3 separate regions of the Homo sapiens genome follow, and regions 2 and 3 are each linked to region 1. The links are chromatin contacts, found by Hi-C or POLR2A ChIA-PET in ENCODE. All regions are on one chromosome and are shown on one strand. Each heading gives the region's core, a stretch centred on a gene start or an enhancer-like site at or near the end of the contact. The rest is flanking DNA. Distances are from core to core; before and after follow the strand shown.

Region 1 (4,537 bases), core at 1,303-3,802:
TGTTGGTCAGACTGGTCTCGAACTTCCAACCTCAGGTGATCTGTCTGCCTTGGACTCCCAAAGTGCTGGGATCACAGGCGTGAGCCACCTCGACCAGTCCTTTTTTTTTTTTTTTTTTTTTTTTTTGAGATGTAGTCTCGCTCTGTCACCCAGGCTGGAGTGCATTGGCATGATCCCAGCTCACTGCAACCTCTGCCTCCTGAGCTCAGGAGAGTCTTCTGCCTACGCCTCCCAAGTAGCTGGGACTACAGGCGTACGCCACCATGCCCAGCTAATTTTTTTTTTTTTTTTTTTTTTTTAGTAGAGATGGAGAATCACCATATTGGCCAGGCTGGTCTCGAACTCCTGACCTCGTGATCCACCTGCCTCGGCCTCCCAAAGTGCTGGGATTACAGGCGTGAGCTGCTGCGGCCAGCCAATTTTCAAAAATTGATTCAATCCTTTTGGGAAACTGCCAGCAGTGTCTACTAAAACTAAATATACACCTATCATCCTATGACACAAAAATTCCTTTTATAGGTATATATCCTACTAAAATCAATTATTCATCATACTACATGAATGTTCAGAGCAGCTTTATGCATAATAGCCAAAAACTGAAAACAACCCACATACACATCAATGGTAAAAAGGATAAGTTAACTTAAGTATATTCATGCAATAGAATACTATTCAGTAATAAACAAACTTCAAACTACTGATACGTGTGATAACATGGAGGAATCTTACAGACACTACGGTGGGTGAAAAAAAACAGAAATGCAAAGGTGTCCAATCTTTTGGCTTCCCTGGGCCACACTGGAAGAATTGCCTTGGGCCACACATAAAATACACTAAAATTAACAATAGCTGATGGGCTAAAAAAAAAAAAAAAAAATCACATGGCGGGGCGCGGTGGCTGATGCCTGTAATCCCAGCACTTTGGGAGGCCGAGGTGGTCAGATCACCTGAGGTCGGGAGTTTGAGACCGGCCTGCCCAATATGGTGAAACCCCATCTCTACTAAAAATACAAAAATTAGCCAGGTGTGGTGGCACCAGCCTGTAATCTCAGCTACTCGGGAGGTTGAGGCATGAGAATCGCTTGAACCTGGGAAGCGGTGGTTACAGTAAGCCGAGATCACACCACTGCACTCCAGCCTGGGCAACAGAGACTCTGTCTCAAAAAAATAAATAAATAAATAAAGTCACAAAAAATCTCGCAATGTTTTAAGAAAGTTTACAAATTTGTGTTGGGCCACATTCAAAACCGTGGCCTGTGCGGGTTGGACAAGTTTGGAATAAAGCATAATGCTTGATTGCAATTACATGAAGTTTAAGAGTAGACACAACTCATACTTGGTAATTTAAGTCCAAATGAATAGTGGTTACCTCTGGGGAAGTACTACTGACCGGAAGGAGCAGTTGGAAACCTGGGGTGATGGAAATGTTCTAGATCTTGACCTAGGGGCTAATGACATGTGTATACATATGTAAAACTTCACCCAGCTGTCCTCTTAATTTCTGTGCGATTTATTGTGTGTAAATTATATCAGTTAGGAAAAAATAAGAAAAATGAAGGAATGATGGAGAAAAAAAGAAATGAAGAGAAACGTAACGAAGGAAGAAAGAAGGGAGGAAGGGAGGGAGGGAGAGAGGAAGGGGGGATTAAACCCAAGCACGGAGGGGGAGAGATGCTCCTCAAAAATATGCTATCAGTCATGTAGTGTTATTTATTTATTTATTGAGATGGAGTCTCGCTCTGTTGCCCAGGCTGGAGTGAGTGGCACGATCTCGGCTTACTGCAACCTCCACCTCCCAGGTTCAAGAGATCCTCCTGCCTCAGCCTCCCGAGTAGCTGCCATTACAAGCACACGCCATGGTGACCGGCTATTATCTGCATCTTAAAGATGGGGAAAGTTTGAGGTTTCCTGATGTGTTCAGCGTCACAGACTGGGTGAGTGACTCAAGCTGAGGCTAAAACCCAGGTGTGTAGGGCACCAAAGCCTTTGTGATTCCACCTCCTACAGCTCAGGTCACTTCCTCGGAGAAAGGTGACTCCTAGAAATGCCTCCCACCTGGAACTGATCTCCTCCTGGGAAGAACGTCTGTCTTATCGCCGTCGACCTTAGGCATGGACACCCTTCTGTCCCCCACCCACAACTGTGAGCCTGCTCAGGAGGCACAGCCGCGTTCATTCATTTTAGGCCTCCTCAAGGGCTCAGCGCCTGCTAAGCAGATGCGCGTTCCTGTAGGACAAGGGGTGGCCACTGGAGACGCGGGTGCGACGCAGGCGATCACGCCCTCGGACGACGCTGCGGACTGCGCTTCCTTCCGAAGAGGGAACCGTTGAGAAGAGTGAAGCGATGAGTTATGCCTCACTGGAAACCAACCGCGTCCGTGTGACTCACTTAGAAACTCACTGTTACATATTTGGAGCCTGAGCTGACGACCTTCCGGGTACACGTCAGGCAGAAGCAGGTGCGCGGTGGGAGTGTCCGCCCCGCCCCGCCGGTCGCGCCGGCCCCGCCCCCCTCACCTGCGCGCGCAACCCCACCCCAGCGCGAGGCTCTGCACCGGCCGCGCCCGCCATCCAGCTTTTATATGGCGCTATTTTGGTCGCGCGCCCTGATTGGCCGGGAGCGGGCGACGACACGCTCGCGCGCCTCAGGGAGGGGCCAAGATCTGGGGGAGGGGAGCTTCTGGCAGCCGCGCGGATCCGGGGGCGGCGGGGCGGGACTGCTGCGGTCTCTGGGGGTGCTTTGGGGCTTCTGTGCCTAGTCTGCAATCTGTTAGTGGGGTTATATTTTAATAAAAGAGCTTGTGTGTCCGAAGGGGATTTGCCAAGAACCAAACTCACCCTTCTGGGAGGGAGTTGCCAGATGGCGGGAACAGGCGGCGTAAACCTTACCAGACGTGAGCCCAGGCTGCTCAAGTGTCATTCGCGTCTTGAAGCTCTTGCCCGCCTCCCTTTGCAAGCGCGTCTAATGCCAACTCTACCTTGCCCTTTGCTAAACCAGCCCTCTAATGTGTTATCGTGCCTCACGTCAGACAATGGCTGGGCCTGTCTCTCTTTCCCCTTGGTTCTGTCCTCTGCCCTTCTCTTAAGCCAGAAGAACAAAACACTCCTTAGAATCGCTGGAGGATCTCATTTCCACCACATTCCCGTGTCCGGAGCCGAAGAGCCACGTCTGACCCTCACTGGTCTGGCTGTCCACCAATCAGGCAGCATTGCTTCTCTGAGTCTCAAGGTTATTAAATTTCTTCTGGTGGCAGACTGGTTTTGTACTTTGGTGAAAGTGACCAAATAGGTACGAAGTGTGATTCATCAAAAATTCTTACACTTAAAAAGATAAGCCAAAAGGATCATTCGAAGCCACCACTCCATATTAGATGGGAACTTAGCTTGAAAGGGGTTCTCTTAAGGATTTCTATTTACTTCTTTGAATTACAAATATCATCTCTGGTTGGAAAGCCTATAAACGCCTCTGAGATTTCCTGAGTTCACAACTTTGAAGATCATTTGCAGCTGGATGCAGAAAAAACAAACCTAGTAATTGTTGAATGTGGACATCAATAAGAATTAAGTACTTTTGGCCCAAAGGCAGTGGTTCACACCTGTAATCCTAGCACTTTGGGAGGTCGAGGCAGGAGGATAACCTGAGGTCAGGAGTTCCAGACCACCCTGGCCAACATGGTGAAACCCCATCTCTACTAAAAATACAAAAATTGGGTGGGCGTGTTGGCGCATGCCTGTAATCCCAGCTACTCAGGGCTGAGGCACCGAATTGCTTGAACCCAGGAGGCAGAGGCTGCAGTGAGCAGAGATCATGTCACTGCACTCCAGCCTGGGCGGCAGAGCAAGACTTGTCTCCAAAAAGAACTTTCAATGTGCCAGGCATTTTAAATGCTTAACAGGCATTTCATTTAATCCTCACAAAATCCCCATGACTTAGATACTATTATTATACCCATTTTACAGAAAGGGTCTAGAAAGCTTGCATAACATTGTGTCTGGACTTGGTTCCTGCCAGTGGGTTCGTGGTCTCAGTGACTTCAAGAATGAAGCCACAGACCTTCGCGGTGAGTGTTACAGCTCTTAAAGATGGCCGGGACCCAAAGAGTGAGCAGTAGCAAGGTTTATTGTGAAGAGCGAAAAAGCTTCCACAGCATGGAGGAGGACCCAAGTGGGATGCCGCTGCTGGCTGGGGTGGCCAGCTTTTATTCCCTTATTGTCCCCACCCATGTTCCATTTCTATCCTATCAGAGTGCCCTCTTTTTCAATCCTTCCCGTGACTGGCTACTTTTAGAATCCTGCTGATTGGTGCGTTTTACAATCCTCTTGTAAGACAGGAAAGTTCCCCAAGTCCCCACTGGACCCAGGAAGTCCAGCTGGCCTCACCTCTCAACATGACTCATGCAACACATTAGTACCATGGCAGTGCCGGGATTCACACCCAAGGTTGTCTGACTCCTGTGTGCCCTTAACTACTAAGCTCTGCAGTTTCTTCTTTCCTAACCAGAAACTTAGTCTTAAGCGGGCCCAGAAGGAGTTGGGAT
Region 2 (4,537 bases), core at 1-2,500, 820 kb before region 1:
AGCCCTTCCTGTTGTGAAGCCAAGTTCAGGTGGTTCCTCTTCGCCTGACTGTTTTCCCATTCCACTTACCGGAAGCCTAGTCATCCTTCGGAGGGCTGTACGGGGGTTGCAAGAAGCAACGGAAACGGTTCAGCACCTGCTACCTTCCATCATATTCTTTTCAATAAAGGGGCAACTCCCGCCAATGGCAGTGTAGATTTCCTAACCTCTACACATGGAAGATTCACACCATTCAGGATTGTTGTTTAACTGTTGAGAGAGCACTTGATACTTAACAGCTTACTAGGCTACAAGACAGCGCAGGAAAGAATCCTCTGTTGTCCTTTTATGTTATCCTGAACAGTTGGTTCACAGAGTTACTGTAAACACACAAAACATGACTGCCAGGGCTTAGTAGTGAGGAAGGTGGGAACTAGTCCTGACTCAGTTAACTGTGCCCAGGAGAAGCTGCTTAACCTCAAAGGATTTCACTATTACTAGAATCAATAATACCAACCCTAGGGGTAAAAATAAAGATAAATGTGTGCAAATCCTGCCTGCAGTCTCGGGCACGTCGTGGGTGTCCAAGAACTGTTCTTAGGCAGCCGGTGGGGACAAAGTCTGTGTGCCTCCTGTCCTGGAATAGGTCCCAAGGTCGGCTTACTTGCAAAGCAAGGGTACGGCGCAAGAGTACTGAATACGGGTTGGAAGGGCGCTGGCTCTACCCTCAGCTCATAGGCCGGCTGGGCGGCGCTGACCAGCAGCTAGGCCCCGTCTTCCCTAGGAACGGCCACGGGGGCCCTGGGAGGGTATGAATGTCTTTTTGCAGTGAGGCCTCTGGACCCCGCGGCCCCCCGGCAGCGCAACCAAAACTCAGGGGCAGGCGCCGCAGCCGCCTAGTGCAGCCAGATCCCCGCCGGCACCCTCAGGGGCGGAGCCGGAGGCAGGGCCTTCGGGCCGTACCAACTCCACGGGGGCAGGGGCCGCCTCCCTTCGGCCGCGCGCCACTCAAGTACGGCAGACAGGCAGCGAGGTTGCCGAGGCCGAGGCTAGCCTGCAGCCTCCTTTCTCCCGTGCCCTGGGCGCGGGGTGTACGGCAAGCGCGGGCGGGCGGGACAGGCACGCAGGGCACCCCCGGGGTTGGGCGCGGCGGGCGCGGGGCGGGGCCCGCGGGGGGGGGGGGCGGGGCGGCGGTGCCCTTGCGGCGCAGCTGGGGTCGCGGCCCTGCTCCCCGCGCTTTCTTAAGGCCCGCGGGCGGCGCAGGAGCGGCACTCGTGGCTGTGGTGGCTTCGGCAGCGGCTTCAGCAGATCGGCGGCATCAGCGGTAGCACCAGCACTAGCAGCATGTTGAGCCGGGCAGTGTGCGGGTGAGAAGAAAGGGGACCCGGTCACGGCCCCAAGGGCGAAGGGGCTCGCGGCGGGCAGGGCCTCCGCGGCAATGGCGACAGTGGCCGCACCGGGCCTGGCGGGACCGGGGCACCTGCAGGCGGTTCTCCCGGGAGTGCCCGGCGCGGCGGCTGGAGCGGGGATCCGCAGGGAGGGGACGCGGGGACTCGGGGGACGCCGCGCGCTGCCGTTCCTCGGCAGCCCAGCCTGCGTAGACGGTCCCGCGGCGCTGACTGACCGGGCTGTGCTTTCTCGTCTTCAGCACCAGCAGGCAGCTGGCTCCGGTTTTGGGGTATCTGGGCTCCAGGCAGAAGCACAGCCTCCCCGACCTGCCCTACGACTACGGCGCCCTGGAACCTCACATCAACGCGCAGATCATGCAGCTGCACCACAGCAAGCACCACGCGGCCTACGTGAACAACCTGAACGTCACCGAGGAGAAGTACCAGGAGGCGTTGGCCAAGGGTAGGTTCCAGGCTGAGCGGCGGGAGGCAGTCCCCGGCAGAGGCGACCCCAGGGAGCCAGGCCCCATACGGACGGGCCTCTCCGTGGAGGAGAACTCGCTTCGTATTTGTACCGGTTCCGAGTTTTCCAGGCACGATAGTCTCTCTTTTAAACACATGGTCTACCTCATTGTAGAAGGAGTGCCTCGATGGGTTTGAACACACTTCTGTCATCTCAGGGAACTTGGGGTCCTGCGAAGGAGCTTGCCTTACTGTTGTGAGCCACATTCCGTTACACATATTGCCAGCACTGGTGAATTGTAGGGCCTGAAAAGAAAGCTCTACTGTGTCACTCGTTTTTTTTGCAAATTGAAATTGTTCTTGTTGTATAATGTGCTTTGGGGAAATGTTTGGTCTCTCAGGTAGGTGTGCCAGCCGTTTGCAGGAGGGCTGAGAGCGCCTGTCCACTGGTGGCCAGACATCATCGGGTCCGCAGGTGTCTCTGAGTGTCAGGGTCACCTCCTGATAGAAGTGGGAGTGGTGTCTTACTGCCAGGTCACACTGAAGGTGGGAGACAGGAGGACACTACTCCGTGCTAGGAACCATGGTCCTTGTCATCTTCCTGAGAGCAAACGGGGTCGGGACTCCAGCCTAGGACTTGGAGACTCCCTGCATCCCCAGCTACCCTGCAGGTGAAACTTCACTGAGCCCACTTGACTTCAGGTGGGAGAGGAGGAGGCACACCGTTGTGGTGTGCGTTACCAAAAAAGCAGTAACCTAACTGTGGAACAGTTCAGGATCTTTAGACTTGATACTTTTCTTGATTTCCCTTAGGGGTCAAAGTTCACAAGGAAAATAGCCCTTTAGTGGGAAACTGAAACAGGCTTGTTTTTATTTACTATTTACTCATATTTGTAATGCAATTAAAATATATGTTGTTAACTTTTTTTTTTTTTCTCAAGAGCTCGGTTGATAAAACCAGGGGTATGTGGACTTTTTGAGTCTGTGCCTTTTGGGGGTGTGTATGGGAATGTTATGTTTTAACGTTTTTTACAAAATAGTATTGTCTTTTTAATTTATTCGTTAGTGGTTTGCACAAGGAAGATAATCGATAGTCATGTTTTTTAGACTCTCTGTATTGCTTGGTAAGCTACGTAGTAAAAAATGTTTACTTTTCCTTAAATGTTTTGAATTTCGGGGTTATGAAATTTGTTGAGTAATTTTTAGACAGTCACATCTTGTTGACTGGAGGCATCTAGTGGAAAAATGCAGTATTTCAGCCTGATTGTGTTTGAAGTAAATGATTAAAAGAGGAGGAAGTTACCACATTCTGGAAGATTTACTTGAGACAGACGAACCTTGAATTACGGGAAAAGGCCCCGTGATTTAGGAAATAACAAATTTGGGAAACATGTAATGGGGAGAGACTGGGGAATACCCCAGTTGTGAAAGTACTTCCTGTAAGGCAACATCTGACACCAGGAACCTTTCTCTTCAGTATTTTAAAAACAACTTAATTTCAGTCCTTTACTTGTGGAATCAGAGCCTTACTTATGTAATACAACCCACTGGAAAAAAGCTTTTTATTGTATTGTACTATATTGTTTATAAGTGATTGAGTACCTGCAGAGCTTTCTTTTACTTAAACATATTTTAAAAATTATTAAAAAGATTTTCATGTTTGAAAACTTGGGGAAAAAAGATAAAACAATGTCATAATCTCATCACATTTAACTGACTAATATGAATATTTTTCAACAAAAAGCATTTGACTTTTATTATTATTTGAGGCAAAAACTAAACTGAAACCAAATAAAATGTTGAATTTCAGAAAAGTGTTCTTAAAAGCAGATATTAAGCCCTCAATTTTTATTAATTTTAAAATGAGTAAGCAAACTGTAAGATGTTAAGATTATTAAATTATCTCTCATTAAGCATGTATCTTTCCCATTTTAAAAATTCAGTTACTATTGATTTATTAAAAAACAATAGAAAAGTTACATCTATTTTTAGAGTGACTCTCAAGAAAATTTAATAAGGGAAACACAGATCTATAAAAAACTGTTTGTAAACCTAACAAAGGAAAAAAAAAGTTGGTGTCTTTAAAAAACCCTTTGAGATTAGCTGTGTATTCAGATATCAGTTGGTTCTCTCCTTTCTGAATCGCTAAACAACTGGAGCTTGTTTCAGAAAGCAGCATTGTCTACGTATGTTCCTTTTAAAAATTTTTTTTTTAATTCTGTCTAAAAAAAACAGACGGGGTCACACTATGTTGCCCAGGCTGCTCTTGAATTCCTGGGCTCCCCTATCCACGCACCTCGGCCTTCCAGAGTGCTGGGATTACAGGTGTGAGCCACCGTGCCTAGTCAGACATACTTTTTTTTTTTTTTTTTTTTTTGACGGAATCTCAGTCTGTCCCGCAGGTTGGAGTGCAGTGATGTGATCTCGGCTCACTACAACCTCCGTCTCCTGGGTTCAAGCAATTCTCCTGCCTCAGCCTCCTGAGTAGCTGGGATTACAGGCGTACGCCACCACGCCTGGCTACTTTTTGTGGGTTTTTTAGTAGAGACAGGGTTTTTCCATGTCGTCCAGGCTGGTCTGGAACTCCTGACCTCAAGTGATCCGCCCATCTCAGCCTCCCAAAGTGCTGGGATTACAGGCGTGAGCCACCTCACCTGGCCTTGTATGTATGTTTTTTTCTTTCTCTTTCTTTTTTTTTTTCTGTGACG
Region 3 (4,537 bases), core at 519-3,018, 630 kb after region 1:
CAAATACTATCACATTGGGACTTAGGGCTTCAACATATGAACGGGGGTAGGGGGACTCAAACACTCAGTCCACAACAAATGGTATCTACTTTAGCTCTGAATTCTATTTATTTAATGACTAGTAAAACTGAACATTTTGTTTATTGCACATTTAGGTTTTTTTTCTTTTAAAAATGGTCTGCTCTGATTTCATGTCTGAAACAGAAAGTATACAGGACGAACCTGAAACATCTCATCATATCGTAAAGCAAGGAAGCTATGAGATTACTAGAGACGTGTCAGAAGGACTCAGGTGCCAGCCTAAATAAGCCTACACTGCCCAAAGAGGGAGCAATTTGAGCATCGAAAGGACAGTAACTGCAATGGACTGAAACACACCACGTATGCTAAAATAGGCGTTCATAATGTTATGCGAAAAAATTTAAAACCCTCAACCATCACCACTGGAGGATGCTAGGGGACCAAATCATAACTTTGAAAACTGGTAAATCAAGGGAAATAATCAGACACTTTTCAAACCCTTCCTATACACTCTATACCTCAAGGTAACCAAATAATTGACAAAGGAGAATTTCTACACACACACACACACACACACACACACACACACACACACCTATTTCAGCTAATAACTAAATGACAGGATGTAACCATATTGTAATCCCTCCTGAACTCATAGACCAAGTTAACATTCAAGAATGGTTGCTAGTATCACAAAAAGAAAGAAAGAAGACTTCCTGATGAAAATAATCCTGCCCTCACAAAAAAATAAAATTGGATTCTTTTGATTTAGCCTCTACAATGAACTACCAATGTACAGGAAACACAAGAAATAAAATAACATATTTTACATTACAAGGATGCAAAGAATAAAATTCAGTTTCTTCAATAAAGAGTTGCAAAGAAAAAAAAAGATAGAGAACCTATAGGTTAAAAGAGACTTTAAACCATCCAACTGCAATGTATGGACCTTATTTGCATCTTAATTCAAACAATCATATATATATATATGATATGATATAAACACACACACACACACGTACACGCCCATACACACACATACATACACACAAATATATACTGCAGTCAAGGAGTATTGATTGGATATCTGATGATACTAAGAAAAAATTTTTAAGGTAAGATAATAGTATTGTAATTATTTTAAGGGGTCTTTTTCTTTTGGAGACATGTACTAAAATATTTACAGACAAAATTATATGACAGCTTGATTTGCTTTAAAATAATCCAAGTGGAGGGACGTGAGAGGTATTGCTCAAACAAAACTGGTAACGTTTTAAAATTGCCAAAGCTGGGCAAGATACAGTGCTTTATTACACCAGTCTCCACTGTTAGCAATGTTTTAAAATTTCCATGATAGGCCGGGTGCGGTGGCTCACGTCTGCAATCCCAGCACTTTGGGAGGCCGAGGCGGGCGGATCACGAAGTCAGGAGTTCGAGACCAGCCTAGCCAACATAGTGAAACCCTGTCTCTACTAAAAACAACAAAAAAATTAGCCGGGTGTTGTGGTGGGCACCTGTAATCCCAGCTACTTGGGAAGCTGGGGCAAGGAGAATCACTTGAACCCGGGAGGCGAAGGTTGCAGTGAGCCAAGATTGCGCCACTGCACTCCAGCCTGGGCGACAGTGAGCAGCAGGGTGGAGTTTCAGTGCCTGTGCTGTGTGGAGTGAAGTGAACCGGTACGGCCAGAACAGCAACTTCCTGTGTGCTCTCAAGCCTGTCAATAAGATACTGCAGATCCACAAAGATGATGTAACTGGCCTGCATTGTAAAGTGATATGCCTTATCCAGAAAGGAAGTTTCAGAGAAGCCTTGAATGTCATCAATACTTGCACCAAACTGTTAGCCAATAACTCTCTCTCCTTTGAAAAGGCATATTGCGAGTACAGGCTCAACAGAATTGAGAATGTCTTGAAGACAGTAGAAAGTACCAACCGGCAGACAGACAAACTGAAGGAGCTTTATGGATAAGTGTTACACCGTTTGGAACACTATGATGAATGCTTAGTGGCATAAAGAGATCTCGTCCGAAACTCCCACGATGCTTATGATGAGGAGAGGAAAACAAACCCTTCAGCAGTTGTTGCAGCTCAAAGCAATTGGGAAAAAGTGGCTCCAGAGAGCCTGGGCTTCCAAGAAGGCACACATGAGCTGTGCTAAACACTGCATGTGCACTGATAGACCACGGCCAGCTGAACCAGGCCATGAACATCCTACAAAAAGCTGAAGGTCTTTGCCACCATTCATTATCAGAAGACACTGATGAGACTGAGGAAGACCCACAGGCAGGACTGGCCATCACTTATGGTCAGATGGCCTATATTCTGCAGCTTCAGGGTCAAACAGAGGAGGCTCTGCAACTTTACAATCAAATACTACTACTAAAACCAACGGATGTAGGGTTACTAGATGTAATTGCAAATAACATCATTACCATTAACAAGGACCAAAATGTCTTTGACTCCAAGAAGAAAGTGAAATTAACCAATGCGGAAAGAGTAGAGTTTAAGCTTTCCAAGAAACAACTACAAGCTATAGAATTTAACAAAGCTGGCCTGGCGCGGTGGCTCATGCCTGTAATCCCAGCACTTTGGGAGGCGGAGGCAGGCAGATCACAAGGTCAGGAGTTCGAGACCAGCCTGGCCAATACGGTAAAACCCCGTCTCTACTAAAAATACAAAAATTAGCTGGGCGTGATGGTGCGTGCCTGTAGTCCCGGCTACTCGGGAGGCTGAGGCAGAAGAATCGCTTGAACCAGAGACGCAGAGGTTGCGGTGAGCCAAGGTCACGCCACTGCACTCCAGCCTGGGTGACAGAGCGAGACACCATCTCAAAAAAAAAACAATTTCACGCCTGACTGGTTTTGGTGGAGACGGGGTTTCGCTGTATTGGCCGGGCGGTCTCCAGCCCCTAACCGCGAGTGATCCGCCAGCCTTGGCCTCCCGAGGTGCCGGGATTGCAGACGGAGTCTCGTTCACTCAGTGCTCAATGGTGCCCAGGCTGGAGTGCAGTGGCGTGATCTCAGCTCACTACAACCTACACCTCCCAGCCGCCTGCCTTGGCCTCCCAAAGTGCCGAGATTGCAGCCTCTGCCCGGCCGCCACCCCGTCTGGGAAGTGAGGAGTGTCTGCCTGGCCGCCCATCATCTGGGATGTGAGGAGCCCCTCTGCCTGGCTGCCCAGTCTGGAAAGTGAGGAGCGTCTCCGCCCGGCCGCCATCCCATCTAGGAAGTGAGGAGCGCCTCTTCCCAGCCGCCATCACATCTAGGAAGTGAGGAGCGTCTCTGCCCGGCCGCCCATCGTCTGAGATGTGGGGAGCGCCTCTGCCCCGCCGCCCCCTCTGGGACGTGAGGAGCGCCTCTGCCCGGCCGAGACCCCGTCTGGGAGGTGAGGAGCGTCTCTACCCGGCCGCCCCATCTGAGAAGTGAGGAGACCCTCTGCCTGGCAACCACCCCGTCTGAGAAGTGAGGAGCCCCTCCGCCCGGCAGCTGCCCTGACTGAGAAGTGAGGAGCCTCTCCGCCCGGCAGCCACCCGATCTGGGAAGTGAGGAGCGTCTCCGCCCGGCAGCCACCCCGTCCGGGAGGGAGGTGGGGGGTCAGCCCCCCCGCCCAGCCAGCCATGCCATCCGGGAGGGAGGTGGGGGGTTCAGCCCCCCGCCTGGCCAGCCGTGCCGACCGGGAGGGAGGTGGGGGGGTCAGCCCCCCGCCCGGCCAGCCGCCCCGTCCGGGAGGGAGGTGGGGGGGGTCAGCCCCCCGCCTGGCCAGCTGCCCCGTCTGGGAGGGAGGTGGGGGGGTCAGCCTCCACCCGGCCAGCCGCCCCGTCTGGGAGGTGAGGGGCGCCTCTGCCCGGCCGCCCCTACTGGGAAGTGAGGAGCCCCTCTGCCCGGCCAGCCGCCCCCGTCCGGGAGGGAGGTGGGGGGGTCAGCCCCCCGCCCGGCCAGCCGCCCTGTCCGGGAGGGAGGTGGGGGGGTCAGCCTTCCGCCCAGCCAGCCGCCCCGTCTGGGAGGTGAGGGGCGCCTCTGCCCGGCCGCCCCTACTGGGAAGTGAGGAGCCCCTCTGCCCGGCCAGCCGCCCGGTCCGGGAGGGAGGTGGGGGAGTCAGCCCCCCGCCCGGCCAGCCGCCCCGTCCGGGAGGTGAGGGGCGCCTCTGCCCGGCCACCCCTACTGGGAAGTGAGGAGCCCCTCTGCCCGGCCAGCCGCCCCGTCCGGGAGGGAGGTGGGGGGGTCAGCCCCCCGCCCGGCCAGCCGCCCTGTCCGGGAGGGAGGTGGGGGGGACAGCCCTCCGCCCGGCCAGCCGCCCCGTCTGGGAGGTGAGGGGCGCCTCTGCCCGGCCGCCCCTACTGGGAAGTGAGGAGCCCCTCTGCCCGGCCAGCCGCCCCGTCCGGGAGGGAGGTGGGGGGGTCAGCCCCCCGCCCGGCCAGCCGCCCCGTCCGGGAGGGAGGTGGGGGGGTCAGCCCCCCGCCCAGCCAGCCGCCCCGTCCGGGAGGGAGGTGGGGGGGGTCAGCCCCCCTGCCCGGCCA

What was found. Hi-C counts contacts between places; a loop is a spot of excess contacts on that map. ChIA-PET counts read pairs that join two places held with the same protein, here RNA polymerase II (POLR2A). Pooled maps may share reads with other maps.
Region 2: a pooled map shows a loop between it and region 1 (6-fold over the local background). The contact joins the promoter of SOD2 here to the promoter of LINC02901 in region 1. A Hi-C loop is called at or near these places in 1 of 168 maps with a recorded cell type or tissue (naive thymus-derived CD4-positive, alpha-beta T cell), 1 of 37 single-sample maps with no recorded cell type and 7 of 50 pooled maps. POLR2A ChIA-PET finds 5 or more read pairs at or near these places in 1 of 52 experiments (naive thymus-derived CD4-positive, alpha-beta T cell).
Region 3: a loop to region 1 is called in a pooled map, with 2.7 times the contacts of the local background. The contact joins the enhancer-like site here to the promoter of LINC02901 in region 1. A Hi-C loop is called at or near these places in 2 of 37 single-sample maps with no recorded cell type and 5 of 50 pooled maps.

What each region holds. Positions count from the first base shown.
Region 1 is chr6:158,867,829-158,872,365 of GRCh38, reverse strand. LINC02901 (long intergenic non-protein coding RNA 2901) reads right to left here and starts at 2,552. Exons shown (of 3, transcript NR_160980.1): 1 at 2,389-2,552. RefSeq lists enhancers at 1,559-2,232, 2,163-2,332, 2,233-2,905, 2,906-3,578 and a silencer at 2,413-2,732.
Region 2 is chr6:159,689,954-159,694,490 of GRCh38, reverse strand. SOD2 (superoxide dismutase 2) reads left to right here and starts at 1,250. Exons shown (of 5, transcript NM_000636.4): 1 at 1,250-1,346; 2 at 1,628-1,830. The coding sequence starts at 1,324. RefSeq lists silencers at 48-217, 898-1,187, 1,388-1,567 and an enhancer at 1,938-2,007.
Region 3 is chr6:158,239,927-158,244,463 of GRCh38, reverse strand. It overlaps a transcript of TULP4 not described here and the pseudogene SRP72P2. Among named protein-coding and RNA genes, the nearest start is that of TULP4, 70 kb to the left of the region's middle. RefSeq lists enhancers at 1,492-1,541, 1,942-2,011, 2,122-2,231. Within about 2 kb of position 1,768, at least 17 of the 41 ENCODE cell types and tissues checked have a DNase peak (open chromatin) inside an H3K27ac peak, as active enhancers do.